2 separate regions of the Homo sapiens genome follow, and region 2 is linked to region 1. Evidence: read pairs that join two places in POLR2A ChIA-PET (ENCODE). Cell type or tissue: endothelial cell of umbilical vein. All regions are shown on one strand. Region 1 overlaps MRTFB (myocardin related transcription factor B). Region 2 holds the start of LOC105371093 (a long non-coding RNA gene).

Region 1 (8,000 bases):
CAAGTGCAAACGGCCCCCAAGGCAAAAATATCCCTGGTGTGCTCAACACACCAAGCAGGCCAGTGCCTGGAGCAGAAACAGCAAACTCAGCTAGAGGTCAGGTCACACAGGCCTGGACAGATAGAAATGAAAACATCAGACTTCTATGTGAAGAACAGACTGTGGTGGAATAAGAGAAGAAGCAGGGAAACCTGGCTCTCACCTGGAAGACACTGCTTCCTTTGCAGCCCTTTTAAGTGGTGGTGATTTTTGCCTCTCACAATCCTCCTGCTTTACTAGGCTTGGAGGCGAGCCAGCTCATCACTGTTGTTTCCAAACCACTCTTCCTGCCAGCTCTCTGGAGCCCTCAGCTTTGAATTTCCTACCTTTGAACCCCGTCATCCACTCTTCCTCAGCCACTCACCTCATGATCATTCCCTAAACCAGGAACACTCCGTGATCTCCCCAGTTTCACGCACCTACCTCTGACCACTGCCTCCTAGCTATCTCTCAAATTCTGGATCCAACAATCCGTTAATCCCACCGGGGTCTCCACACCACTGATCCTGCCACCTTTTTCCTTTCCTACCTCCCTTGATATGGGCTCTTACTCTTTCTGCTTCAGGGTCACTCATTTAAACCCCATTGTTTCTTTATACCTGTTCGGCAGAGCTTCAGCACTGATTAAATCCCACTCTGCCCCTACTCCACACTGCCCTTGAACAGTGAAGAACTGATGGGGTGGGAGGACACAAATCAGTGAAGCAATGCCCTTGAGAGATCAGGGGGGATGGTACCCAGTAAGAAGGAGCGCCCTGGACGGGAGCTCAGAGCGCCCAGCCACCGTATGGAGGGACAGCTGAGCACAAGCACACACCCAGGTGGGTGTGGCAGTGGAGTCTGCAGATGTTCTCTTCTCATTCCTTCTGTGTTTTCAGCATTTGGAAGCAAAGCCATCAATTGAGGGTGAAAGGTAGAAAGAGGCGCCAGAGGACCGAGAAAAAGGGGGAACCAGGGAGTGAACGATGAATGGACACAACACCTCTCTGAGGCTTCAGCACCTCCCTCTTCCAGGTTAGTCAGCCCCTCCCTCTTGTTTGCCTCTTCATATAGGTTAGAAGCTGGCAGTGGGTGGTAGAGGGGATAGAGCCACTTCAGCAATACCAATACCCAACTCTCAGTTTGCCCATGCAGGTCCTTGAAGCCAAGCACCAAGCACATCCAGAAAACTGAAATGAGTCCACCAAATTCACGTTAAGCAACTTCAACTGGATTCTCAATGTTTCTGAAGTTCTTTATTCACCTCTAGTGAATGTTCACCTCAATGTCCACAGCAAGTGGGGATTTTCTACCTCCTTCAGGACCCAGCACCACCCCCTCATCACTGAGCAGATGAGCTTGGCTTCTATTTTATTAAGGGCAAAGGCCACTTGATGTGAGCAAGCTTCTTAAAACTTCCTTCTCTCTGACTCAAAATCTCTGCATGTTTAACATCTACTTGTCTTTCCCTGCTGCCTCCCAAATGTTATTTTCTTCTTTCCAGGGTTAACCCCACCTCTCCCTCTACCACCTGCACCTCCAATCTGCAGAACTTTATTCAGTTATCCTATCTCTTTTTACCTCTCAATTTCTTAAATTTATAGGCTAAGGTATTTAGGGGAAAGAAACAAAGGAAGTTACAGAAGTAGGAAAAAACATGGAATGCTCATATAAACAGCAAAAAATCGGTATTGTTACACTGCAGGGTGTGTTAGAAAGAGAAAACAAAGTTAGATGGATAGGGTGGGATCAGATTACAGAGGATCTTAAAAACCACAGAGCAGGTTGATGATTTCTGAGCAAGAAAATGCTCATGATGGAAGTACTGTTTAAGGGAGACGAGATTCAGAGCATGAGATGGGACGGGACAGGATGGGAAAGGAGGGATTCACGCTGGGAATAGGGGCAAGTTTGGGGCCTTGGGGCAGAGAAAGGGTGGAAGGCAAGAGGATGATGTAGTCATCCTGACAAATATAACTAAAGCCTGGTCTCACGTGGAGCAGCGAGGAGGAGAAAGGAAAAAGACAAGACATTTCCTAGAGAAAAAATGGACAGAACCTGGTGACTGATGGCATGCTGTGGATGAGTTTCAAGCCGAAATTCCAGGAGAGGGTGGTGTGGCTGCTGCAAAATGGAAGGCATGGCACTGTACTGGTAGAGAGCCTGGAATCACAGCACTTTGAAGCTTAAAGGGGCCAGGACCTCTGAGGTTATGGGATTCAGCTCCCCCAGTTTATAAATGAGGAAGTGGAGGCCCAAAGACATGAAGAGATTTGTCTAATGTCACAAAACTAGTTGCTGACAAAGCTGGCACTAGAACCCTACCTCCCTGACTGCCTTCAGAGCTCCTTCACTACTCCACCGCCTCTTATAGGATCCATTCTCAGTTTCCTATTTGCCCACCCTGACCCAAGGCCTAAACTCGCACTGTCAAAAACTCTACCAGGGAACCAGCCATGTGGTTTTGGCCTCTGCACATATCTGGTCCAGGAGGATTAGCTCTCAGCCACCAGGGCTTCAAGGCTGCTGGTCTGGCTTTACCCCAGGACTTTCCTGAAGATAAGCTTGCCTTGCCCCTTCATAGGGAGCCCAGCTCAGACTTTGAGACTTCTCCAGACACTGTTTTGATGTTTCTAGTAAGTCCATATTTCAAGGTAGTAGAGTAAATAAGACACAAGCTCTACTCTAAGGATCATTAAAATGATTTTGAGATTAAAGGGCAAACCATATTGACCCTTATGGTTTCCTTTTTCCTCTCCTTTTCTGACTCAGGAACAGAATTTAAGATGCTGTTTGGCTGATTTGTGATGAAAATCTTGAGCCATGTGTATGGTTCCCTGGCAAACACTGGAATTTGTATTTGATATTCTTTATACTGTCAGCTCATAGTACTCTACTGACAACAAGAAGTACTCTATAATTTTTAGCAGGGCCTCTACATTTCTTTACAGGCAACATTCATGAATAAAACAGGAGTTTCTAGATAATTTCCTACTGACTTCAGAACTTTGAAAGAAGTTTACAAAAACATAGCTTCCACGGTTCTTATGGTAACCAGGGACAATTACTTATACTAAATAAAAATGGACAACTTGGTGATCTCATCTTCTCCATCGGTGTCAACAAGGACTTTAACAAGGTACCACGGACTTTGGCAAGCTGTCCATATTAAAATAGCTATTTAGAGTGGACAGTACTGAACTATTTGAACGTATTAAGTACCAGTATCTGCAGTGATGACAATTCTGCAATTAAAATGTACCCAATTCAGGTATCAAACCTCACCTTTTGGTTTATGTTTTCTTCTTGATATCCTCATACTATTCATTTTGAAATTAAATTTTTTTTTTAACCACACACTTCAAGCATCTCAGAAACTTAAACTGAGTACATCCGTTTGCTTAGTGGCTTCGAGACATTCTCTTTTGTGACTAAGTGGCAGGTGCTGTTCAGTTTATTTTTATGCGTGTAAACTAAGCCCTTGAACTTAGAGTGAGGAAAAGCATTCAGCTTAAACTTTAGAAAGGAAGGAACTACACAACAGCTTCCTTGGGAACAGCCTGCTTTTTCAGCTTCCTGTATAAAAATAATACCATATTTTTATAGAAATTGCTAAGAAACAATGAAGAAATTATATTTAAGCCTTTGGACAGGTAAGCCTTAAATCCTTTAAAGATCAATTTCTTCTAATAATTTTGCTACTTAAATCAAGCCAGGAATAGAAAAAATGACAAATAAAATAGAAATGGGTACAAAGTTTAAAATGGATTATACAATTTTCGAATTACTACAGAGGGGTGCACATATGCTTCCAGTAAATAACAGACATTAACACTTCTGGCCTTAAAAGTCCCAAATATCAAGCTACTGTATTCGGCAGGGGAGACGATGGGGGAAAGGTTTTCTTTGTTGGTGAAGTTGCTGCTATCATCATGAAATCATTTTGATTAAAACATATGAACACACACATAATAAGTTCACCAATAACTACAGCTTTTCAGAATGTAACTCTAATAATTATTTTCTATTCTGAGAAATAACTGAGTATTCTCTTTAAAAATAAAAATAAAATGCATCCAGAATCTCCAATCCAAGGGGAGAGAGAAGTAACCTCCTGGGGTAGGAGTCTTAAATGTTACTTTCCAAATTTCTACAAAGTGGCCAAGTTCCCCCGCAGTTAGCTTACTTGACCATCTCTCACATATTGACTTTAACAGCTAACATGTACACAGCCAGACAGATGATTATGTTGTCCATTGGCTCTAAATTCTCTCCCTGCATAATTCAGTATGTTACCACTATGCATTTAGAAATGTTCTATCAAGGGTTGTTAAATGAACTTAAGCTTATGATGAAACTCAACCTCATGTCCTCACAGTGTTCTTTCCTGAACGCTAGAAGTTCATCTTATTCAAATATTCAAGATTCACATGTGGTAGAGGACTCCATATATACTTGTTCTGTCTAAGAAAGAGCAATAGAGACATGCAAAACTGTAAATAATTCCATTTCCTGAATGTTCTTTAACCCACCCCAATACTACTCCTTCACAGCATCTAGCATCGGGCCCAGCAGTTCTTTCAGATCCAGGGCTCCCAGAAGCATGTGACCCTGGTCTAAAGACTGAAGCCAGGTAGAAATTATTAGCTCAATTTACTCTAAGCACCAACCCTGGAAGAACCACAGTCCACTGCTGTGGCCTGGACCCACTGCAGAAAAGGGGTCCCTGGTAGAGACGCAGTGATAGGAATAGAAGGCAGGGGTGGCCAATATCTGAAACGAAAGTTCAGGTCTCCCTGTCCTTACCTGGGACTAGACACTTGGAGAAGACGATAAAGTGGTGTTAGACCAAAGGCAGGCATGTCTTCTACAGATCCCAACAACACCTACTGTGCCCTCTTCCTTGGTGTACCTCACACTGGGTATGCTGACCCTGTATCCTCCTCTCCAGCAACTGTTCCCCATGTGCATTACATTTATCTGTTTATCTTTATCTTTCCATCTGTCCATAAGCCTAAAGCTCACGGAGGTGGAGGAGCTCATCTTTTCACCTATGCATCTATCCCTAGTTTCTAACACAGTAGCTGGCACAGGGCAGTCATGCAGAATTGGTTCTTGAACTATTTGTTGGAGAGTGTCCTAGAGACCAAAATGAAGTCTGTCATCTAGTACATTCACCCCTCTTCCCCAACTGTGCTCACCATTTATTCTATGCCTAGTGTTCTTAAACCTTGTATCTGGTCCAAAACTATTGTCTGGAAATAATATGATAAACCCCTTCGTGCTAAAATGAAAATGACAGATGTGTGGTTGGCTACTCCTGGTGGTCCTGCAAAATGATGGAATTTCAATTCCATGGGAGAGAGATTCTAGGCGTGAATGGGAGAGAGATTCTAGGCGTGAGCCCCAGAATCACACCACAGAGGCAACTGCTTCTCTCTTACGGCCAGCAGGTCCACCACACAGAAAAGACTTTTTCCTCCGTTTTTGTTTTTTTGTTTGAGACAGAGTCTTGCTCTGTCACCCAGGATGGAGTGCAGTGGCACGGTCTCGGCTCACTGTAATCTCCACCTCTCAGGTTCAAGTGATTCTGCTGCTTCAGCCGCACGAGTAGCTGAGATTACTGGCATGTGCCACCATACCCAGCTAAGCTCTTTTCTATTAAATTTTTTTTCTGAGTTTTCAACTCTTTTGGTTTTAACTGCCATTTCTATGTTCTGTTTCTCTCTGGTAACCTACGCCTAGACCTCCTGGAAAACAGTAAATGGGCCACACAAGCAATACTACTACTGTGATATACTGAAAACCTGTATGCAGCCATTTAGCACACTTGAACATACAATTTTACTCTTATTTTCTATTTGTCCATTTTCATTCTCAACTAAGTTGGAAGCTGCCTAGGGATAGGAGCGATGTATAATTCCCCTCACTGAGTCCCAGCCCAATGCTGACCTCATACTAGGTATTCAATAGGGTACTACAAACAAGATTTGTCATCCAGCAAGCATGGGAAATGTTTTAAAAACATGATACCCTCACTCTTACAAAAGCCTTCAAAATTACCAGAAGATAATATTGTTACTGCCAAAAAGCAATTCATGTTTACTTAGAGCTTACTAAATGTCAAACTTTGAGCTCTACCCTTTACAGAGAGTCTCCCATTTAATCCTCACAGCAACCCCATGAGGTTTGGAGAGGCTAAATAACTCACTCACATAGTTACAGTCAAGTGGCGTAGCTGATTCAGTCTACACTCGATCAGCCCATGAATTCAAAAATTTAAGATCCCCCAAATATTTCTTAACAGTATAGGTAAGAAGTATAGTGATTTGAAAGAACTGATTTAAAGTAACTCCTCACCTCTCAGCCCTTACCTATGCAGTTTCCCTTGTAGGAACACCACCTTCGTCCCACCTCTCTACTGGCAAATTGCTACACATCCTTAAAGTCACGGCAAGCACTCCCCAACTCCCCTCAGCAGCACTCCCACTGCACCTGGCACTCACTGCCATTCTATCTACCTCCTGCTCTAGTCCATGTGTCTGTTTATTATTTACCAGGAGAATCTGAGCTCCATGGGGTTGAGAACCTTGCCTTTTCACCTCCATTCCCAGGTTTCTAGCACAGTACCTACCACACACACAAGTGTACAGTAAATATCTGTTCTTGAAATCATTATTGTGGTAGCATTAAGAGACTTAGTTTGCAACATCTATCTTTCACAGCAGATCTGTATCACAATCTACACCATAACTTTCAACAATTCATATTTGTTTCCATAGCAACTAGGGAAAGTGCTCCTTATAATACTAGGAAAGGCAAGCTCTACCTTAAGGTTCAACCCACTGAAATACTTCACAATCACTTGCTTTTTGTTCTTAGTGTGAAGAGACAGAATGACAGCATTTTAACTTTACGTCTTTAAGAACACCTTAACTTTAATAATGACAGTAAAGCTTATTTTTTCATAAGTACTAGAGTTTTCATTGACAAAAGGACAGCATCTTATTAATTCACAAATCTAAAATACCCTTAAGAGTCCAGGTGCTGTGGCTCACACCTGTAATCCCAGCACTTTGGGAGGCTGAGGTGAGAGGATCACTTAAGGCCAGGAGTTTGAGACCAGCCTGGGCAACACAGTGAGACCCTATCTTTACAAAAAATTTTAAAAATTAGCTGGGTACGGTAGCACGTGCCTATAGTTCCAGCTACTCGGGAGGCTGAGGCAGGAGGATTACTTGAGCACAGGAGTTTAAGGCTGCAGTGAGCCATGGTTATGCCACCGCACTGATGCCTGGGCAACAGAGCGAGACCCTGTCTCAAAAAAAAAAAAATCATAAGAGAAGGATACATCTAATCAGGGCATAGCTATACAAAGTGCAACTTTTCTTTTTTTAAAGTAAACATCATTCCTTTCTGATGACCTTTTATAAAAGATGTCATCAACAATTTAGGAAAGAGACAAAGGAGAAACTTCTCTGGTCTAATTTAAAAGACAGCAATGAGGTACAAGGGGTAGTATGAGAACTTCCCAAGGCCTCTATCAGCTCAGTTATTTTCACTCAAAGGAAAGAAATAATGGGTTCCATTTTTCATTCTTAATTAGAATGCTCACTTTCTGAGAGTTTACTGACTTCTATAACACTAAATTTTCCATTAGTTCTGGGCATCAGTTCACTTACTTTTTTTTAAACAGATGGCCTCGTACTTTCATCCACTCCCTCCACTCCTAATTATCAGACCAAGAAAGGGGCACTGATGGCATCCTGACAGCCCTAAGTTCTAACAAGGATAACGAAGCAGAAATGTCAATACGCTTCAGTGCCATGTGTCCTCTAACTACTCAGCTACAATGTCTTCAACATGGCAGGCCAACAAAATGTAGATATGATCAATCAAACATCCGAATTGGGAGGGCTATCCAATGAATGGAATAGCTATTCCGTGAAAATGGACTGCGGTGCCTACATCCCTGCATTAAG
Region 2 (8,000 bases), 180 kb after region 1:
ATGGCTTACTAACAAATTAAGGTACATTGCTATTTAATTTGTACATGAGTATCATGTTTTTTGACCTTTAAAATAAGGTATAACCAAGAAATGAAAAATTTAGTTTGATGCCCATGTACAAATTAAATAAGAATTATCAAATTAAATAACAACGTACCATAATTTGTTGGTGTAAAAATTTCTTTAGTGTTTTTTCTAAAGTGGATTCATGATAGGAAAATATTTGTTAAATTAACAATGGACTAAGTTTGATTATTATTATTATTATTTTGAGATGGAGTCTCACTCTGTAGCCAGGCTCGAGTGCAGTGGCACAATCTCGGCTCACTGCAACCTCCGCCTCCCAGGTTCGTGCCATTATCCTGCCTCAGCCTCCCAAGTAGCTGGGACTACAGGCGTTGCCACCACGCCCAGCTCATTTTTTGTATTTTTAGTAGAGACGAGGTTTCACCGTGTTAGCCAGGATGGTCTCGATCTCCTGACCTCATGATCTGCCCGCCTCGGCCTCCCAAAGTGCTGGGATTACAGGCGTGAGCCACCGCACCCGGCCAATTATTTTTTAAGATTCCAAAATGCTGTCTAAAACAAAGAACAGCTTTATGTATACACTATGTAGGTACCTACATATCCACAGCTATGTATATGTATGTTTCCTTCACAGACTGATTCTGTTACTTTTTAGGTACAGAATTATCTGATTTTTAATCAGAAATTTGTAGCCTGATATAAAAGCAGTACCATTGCACGGAATCTTATCTAACAAATTTAATAATGAGCAGGAGAAGTATCTGGATGACTGTATAGTTTATTGTCTAAACCAGAACACTTGTGGAAAAAGAAATGATACACTATTTATAATCACTGCAGGACAACAGGTAGATACTGGGACTATCCTGAACAAACTGGGATATATAACTACATGCCTTTTTTGTAAAATCATCTACAAAATATTAAACATTTTAACAAGACACATGGGATATCTATATTTAGATATGGTTACTAAAAGAATATCTAAAACAATGAAGTGACTGTTACTAACCGGGGGATAATCAACAGAAATTCAGTGTGAAACATGTTAGGCTACAATTTTATTTTTCTAGGGATATACACATTCTATTAAAAGATTGTGTGGGATTTAAAAAAAATCACCATGGACTAAATCATAAAAAACTTTAAGCACAGAGGAACAGAATATATAAAATTAGTTTTATGTATCAATATTCATAGTCAACTGACTTTTTTGAAGAATCAGAGAAATAAGTCAATTTTTTCCTTTTTTATAATCGCCACGCATTATTGCCAGTGACATAGAGATTGACTCAGAGTTTAAAAGACAGAAACTTTTTCTACCAGAATATGACAAAAAGGCTGCCAAGAATTTCTAAAAGGTCAGCATTTTCTGGATCTCCAATTCAATACTAGACGTTTATGTATCTGTAATAATATTAATCTATAATGAAAAAGTAGACATTTATATATCTGCAATATTAATCTATAATAAAAAATTAGTTAGAATAAAAATTCCTGGAACTGATGTCTTACCATTTCCTCAATTCAGAATGTAATTTTAAGACAGAGCAAGTTTCACACTCCTCAGTAATGAAAACTCATCCAAATTATTTTTTATTCCATAAAAGAGATCATAAATTCATGTACAATTATGGAGCATTCTTATGTAAAACTCTTCTACCTGTAGACATCCAAGTGTTGTCATTTCAAAGTAAAAAAAGTTATTTATTTTCTTCTTGATTATAGTTAAAATAAGAGATAATCACTTACTATAACTGCAAAAGTCAGAGTGATGCTTATATGCCAATCCACATACTTTACTATAAATTATTACTTTCCAGTAAACCAAAGAAGCTATGTTTTTAAGTGACCTCCAATTTTATTCTTAAATAACAGCAAATTCCTATTAACAACATTGCAAATATTAAAATAACTTGCATTCTTTAAAATTACAACATAATAAACTGTGCTTAAAAGGAAAAAGAGTACCTTGTCAAAAGGTTTTCCAATAGCATTTTCTAAAGATAAATCTTCCACTTCAAGCGATGGGTTATGGCATTTTAGTTCCTTTAGACATGCATTTAAAATGTCCAGTATAGCAGTCTGTATAGCAAGCATGGTAGGTGTCATAGAAACATGGATTTCTACAACTTCAGGTTTGTGCTGTTCTAAAAATGAGTTTACTGCTACATGGAACCTAAAGAGACAAATATTTTTCAACAATTTTCTAGAGTTTCAGCAGCTATGTATTTCTGGTCTTGGTTTAACACCCCATTTTTATAAATGCTACAAACAACACGAAAAGCAAAACAACAAACAAATGAAAAGCAAAGCAACAACATTTTCAAAAACACTTTGAACCTCAATGAATAGAAGCAGTGTATTATTCAGATAAGGAAAGGGTCAGCAAACTACGGTCTGGGCCAAATCCTGTACCTGTTTCTATAGTCTCACTGGAATGCAGTCACACCATTACTTATGTAAGCAGTCTATACTTGTTTTTGGGCAATAACAGAGTTGAGTAATTGTGACAGTCTATATGGCCTGCAAAGCCCAAAATATTTACTACCTGGCCATTTACATGAAGAGTTTGTTGACTCCTAAAACAAGGTATAATCAAGAAAGTTAAAAATACTATAACTACTCTTTTTTTTTTTTTTTTTTTTTGAGATGGAGTTTCGCTCGTTGCCCAGGCTGGAGTGCAATGGTGCGATCTCAGCTCACTGCAACCTCTGCCTCCTGGGTTCAAGTGATTCTCCTGCCTCAGCCTCCCAAGTAGCTGGGACTACAGGCATGTGCCAACACGCCTGGCTAATTTTTGTATTTATAGTAGAGACAGGGTTTCACCATGTTGACCAGGCTGGTCTCGAACTCCTGACCTCAGGTGATCCGCCTGCCTTGGCCTCCCAAAGCGCTGGGATTACAGGCGTAAGCCACTGCACCCGGTGTACAACTACTCTCAAAATAACATATATTATAACCAAAATACATGGTAGCATAGGTTGCAAAAATGTTTGAAAACTGAAACCTTAATGTTATTCCTAGAAATTAATAAAACTTCTTCAAAACCTTTGTGCTTTATTTCCCTGTTGAGTAATTTTCAAAGCAGAAGTGGTAATGTTAGCCAATAAATCTGCTGTACACCTAAAGCTGTTGTATATGTGGGTCTCTAGATCCCTGGGAGTTTCCCTAAATGTGTAAGAAAGAATAAAGTGGCTGTCTTGGATGGATGTGATGGACCAGCAGAAAAGCAACCATCAAATTGCTCTCGACTTAAATAAAACCACAAACTTGGTGAATACATATTTATAGCTGGATGTGTTTGTTATAAAACTGACTAGGTTCTATCAAACAAAATTACAATGAATTTTACATTATATTACATCAAAGTGCAACTAAGTTACAGTAGATCTCACAAACAAAGATGACAAATAATGTCATCATTATTTGTCACATAATGTTCTTTACCTTGGCCACAGATACAGTTTCCTCACAAAAAGATTTCTCATCACTCTTTCCACATGACAAAAACCAGTATCAAAGGCAACAGCATTGTCTGTGAAAGCTTTAATAAAACCACGTTTGTTTTTCTGGCGAAAGAGGCGCAAGATGAATGCTTCTTGACAAGACTCGATTATTCTGTGGGCTCTATACACCAAGATGCCTGAGGGGGAGAAACATAATTTAAACTACAGAACAGGTAGGTAATTGCCATTCATTCATCACATTTTTCTTAAGTACTTACAAGAGAATGAATAAGCACCATTCTAGACTGGGCATATAGCCACGCACAGAACAGAGATAAATCCCTGTCCTCAAGGAATTGACTATAAACAATATAAATACGTAAAATATTTAGGATGCTACAAGTGCTGAGAAGAAAAAATGAATCAGAGAAGGAGGAGAGGGAGTATGTATGAGGGGTGGTCTCACCAAGGTGGTATCTGAATAAAGGCTGGATGGAGCCTTGTGACCATCTGGGCCAAGAGAGTTCCAGGCTGCCAGGCTGAGGGGACAGTGAGGGCACAGGCCCTGGGGTGGGGTGTTTCTGGCATGTCAGAGGAAGAATTTCTGAAAGCAAAGTAGGTCATGAATTTTTTTTTTTTAATGTATGAATCAGATGTGGACTATACAAAATAGCCACATTTTAGAAGTCTGGGCAACATCTACATTACCTATGAGATGAATTCAATTTTCAGAATCAGAAGATAGTCAATTCAGAGGTAAATTAGTCCATTTAAAACAAAAACCTTCAATCGACATACTTATACATGTCTTTGGGGGTGTACATGATTATAACACCTCAGCATCTCAAAAATAAGAACAATTATACATGCTTTGTTATTTATGAAATGAGACTACTGACCCAGATCTTTCATATATATTGTGTCATCTGATGCAGTGTGATTAGTGCTAAGTTAGGGAGAAACATGAGATGACATAAAGGCATACAGACATGCTTTCTAGATCAAAACCACAATTACTCCAAGACGAGTCTGTCTTTTAGACCTAAATCAAGCTGGTTACCTTATATATATTTGGCATAATGGTACTTGCATGCTTTTGATCCAGTTCTCATATCTGGAAGGGTATGGACAATAATACTAACAGTGATTTATGACCCTTCTAATAGTTCAATAAACTAAACTCAGATTTTACTATTTTAATGTTTAAGTTTTGGATAGAGGTGGATGGAGCTAAATTTACTCTAGCTCAGCAAATTATCTTCCAAATATAGTAAAAATTAATAATGTTATTTAGGAATTCATAGACAAAGGATTTTCAATAACCCCCCCAATACACGTACATAACTAATTTACTACTCAGAAAATATTCTGTACCTAATTGGTGGGTTTTCCCAAGGACTCTAAGAGGCCACATTTTGTTAGCCTGGATTGAAATATTACGTAGAGTCAAGAATAATAAAAATGAACTTCCAAAGAAAAGGAGAAACTCAATTTAAGAAAATGTTGCGCTCCAAAAAGTTGTCTTTATTTTGGTTGGAACCCAGGAGGAAGAAGAGAACTGATACTACATCCCAGGTAACTGGGTTAGGTGTTTCTATAGATTTTCATTTCATTTAATTGTTATGATAATTCCATGCAGTAGGTATCATGATGAGACCAAGGAAGGGAAGCAACTTAACCAAGGTCATCCAGCAAGCAAGTGGGAGGCCGAAGGTTCCAAATCATGTGTAAAATCATGTTATTCCTATTTAGTCACACCAACTCAAGACACTCCTTTTTCAAAAAATAAAAATAATAGAAGCAGGTTAGGTTTTTGGGAGGAGTTTTAGCTCCACAAAAGCCTACTTTAGTTTTTTTTGTTCCTATGACATTTTGTACCCATACTGTACTATAACTACTTCTTTACTTGTCTCCTCCATTAAACTGCCCGAGAACAGGAACATCGTAACACCAACAGGCAGAGATCACAGAGATCATAGAATGCTGACTATGTGCCATGCTACCAAGTATTTTACATATAAGCATTTCATTTCACCCTGACAATCCTAGGAGGAAGGTACTATCTTTATCACCAATGTACGGGTGAGTAAGCTGAGGCATAGAGAAATTAAGAAACTTGCCTAAAAATACACAGCTGGTGCAAGATGAAGATAACTCAAACCCAGAAGCAGTCTAACTCACGAGTTCACCATACTGTCCCATTCATCTGTCTATCTTCAGCACCCTTCCTGCCAAACAAGGGACCCTTAGTGAGTTAAATATTTGTTGAATGAATATAAAGTGGAGGCACAGCACTGGGTACACAAATCAAAAGTGTAACTGAAAAATACATATATATTTCCCAGAAAGTGTGTTCTTAGTTCTGTCTGGAGATGTCAGGGTCAGTTTTGGCAATGAAAGCATCCTCCTGTCCTGTTCTTTTCAAGGTACAACCTCACCAGATATTTATATAGTTCTCCCACGTGTTAGGAGTTCTGGTTAGCAGGGATTCCCAGGGTGGGGTGTGGTGGTAATAATGGGTGGTGACAGGTGAAGAAGTTGGGGCTGGGGGATTCAGCCTTTCCAGAGGGTTACCTGCACTTCACGCACTGCTCTTTGGTCAGTCCTGGGGGATGATCCCAGGGGATGAAAGAATTCAAAAGAATTCATTTTTGGCATTCATTTACATTCCACTCAGCCAAGCATCAGTAACAGCTCCAGCTTCATTATTCGGTGGGCTTTGATCAGAAAGGAGGAGGGAATTTGGCATTTTTCATTAGGAGCTACAGATAAGCCAGACTTCAACGTTGCATAAATTCACATTGCTCTCTGCCTAATTAGGTTGCACTGTAACTGAAAGTCACAGGATATTACTGACACCTAGTGGTAGTTTTAAACACAACAAAAAAATTTTTTTAAATCAATTTAAAAAATAAAGTAAAACCAAGCTTATAAGAAAGCAGCAAACAGTAAAAGACTGGTGTATCAAGATTTCTGGTTACAAAAGGCCAATTTTATTTGGTATGAATTACTAAGAGTTTGTTGTGTACCAGGCACTATACTAAGAAATTATTTTATTAACTTAATCCTTATAATAACTTCAGGAAGCACTGTTTTCTTAATGAGAAAACTGGGGTTAATGAAAATTAAGGAGTTTGCTTTGTAAGCAGGGTGTTAGCATTCAAAACCAGGTGAGCCTATGATACTGTTTATAACAATTATAAAAGTTATAAAAGAGTAACCAAACTTCTTCAGTCGGTTTACCATTGAAGCATTCATTGACACATTTATTTATCAAATTTTTCTTGAGGGTCATCTAGGTTCAGGGCAACATGACAGATACAGTGGGAATAAGATTATGAATTTCAGAGTCTCTCTGCCTCCAGAAGTTCACTAACGATCACAGTACTATATCCATCCATCATTCACCCAACAAATACGTCTTTAGTGCCTACCATGTACCAGTTATTTAGCCTGGGATGAACAACTTGTTCCTTGTGCTTCAGCTTATCTTGTGAGTGAGATAGACAAACACATAAATATAATGTAGTGTTGTGAGCACTATGACTGGGGAGAAATACAGGGTAATATGAGGGCACAGAGGCACAGCCCCTACATTAGCTTTGGGGACATCAGAAAAGGTTTTGAAAGGATAATGAAAATGAATTTCTTTTCTATTTAATTCTAGCTAAAATAATTTTTCCTCAAAATAAGCAAGCAACTACTTGATTTAATTTCAAATAATGCCAAAAAAATCTTAAGGAGGAAAACTAAATATTTTAGGAAATATACAAAGATTATTTATAAACATTTCAAATCTGATTAAGTTCTAAAAGCAAATGCTAACGAATTGCAAGTATTTACTGAATAAGAGCTTAGAAAACAATGAAAAGTTAATCTAACATTTAGTTACTTATTCAGGTCACAGATATTTACTGAGCATCTACAATGTGTCAGGTATCATGCTGAAAGTTGGAAGCATAATGTTGAACAAAAGGATCCAGTAGTGCCCACTAGAAGGTTCTAGTAGAGCGTTCAGCAGAGGAGACAGACAAAAATAAAAATGTAGAAAATACCCTCTCCGGTCCGTGCCTCCAAGATGACAAAGAAAAGAAAGGACAACGGTCATGCCAAAAAGGGCTGCGGCCATGTGCAGCCTATTTGCTGCACGAACTGTGCCTGATGTGTGCCCAAGGATAAAGCCATTAAGAAATTCGTCATTCAAAACACAGTGGAGGCCACAGCAGTCAGGGACATTTCTGAAGCGAGCATCTTCGACGCCTATGTGCTTCCCAAGATGTATGTGAAGCTAAATTACTGTGTGAGTTGTGCAATTCACAACAAAGTAGTCAGGAATCGATCTTGTGAAGCCTGCAAGGACCGAACACCCCCACCCAGATTTAGACCTGTGGGTGCTGCCCCACGACCCCTACCAAAGGTGATGTAGGGAGCTGAGTCCTTCAAGACTGAAGACAGACTATTCTCTGGAGAAAAATAAAATGGAAATTGTACTTAAAAAAAAAAAAGTACAAATTTACATACTAA

The links. Peaks named below come from ENCODE experiments on the same cell type or tissue, not always from the same donor. Only the 100,000 strongest peaks of a DNase experiment are listed, where the experiment ranks them.
Region 2: POLR2A ChIA-PET joins it to region 1 with 5 read pairs; 5 of 35 experiments call an interaction of 5 or more read pairs at or near these places.

The regions. Positions count from the first base shown.
Region 1 is chr16:14,104,755-14,112,754 of GRCh38, reverse strand. All of the region lies in intron 2 of MRTFB (myocardin related transcription factor B), which reads right to left. Among named protein-coding and RNA genes, the nearest start is that of MRTFB, 37 kb to the right of the region's middle. In endothelial cell of umbilical vein, no CTCF peak of the experiment used is centred here; DNase peaks (open chromatin) are centred at 204 and 3,484.
Region 2 is chr16:13,922,234-13,930,233 of GRCh38, reverse strand. ERCC4 (ERCC excision repair 4, endonuclease catalytic subunit) reads right to left here. Exons shown (of 11, transcript NM_005236.3): 3 at 3,478-3,673; 4 at 1,999-2,206. LOC105371093 (a long non-coding RNA gene) reads left to right here and starts at 3,628. Exons shown (of 4, transcript XR_007065000.1): 1 at 3,628-3,709. It also overlaps the pseudogene RPS26P52. In endothelial cell of umbilical vein, a CTCF peak has its summit at 6,324 (motif pointing left); a DNase peak (open chromatin) is centred at 6,303.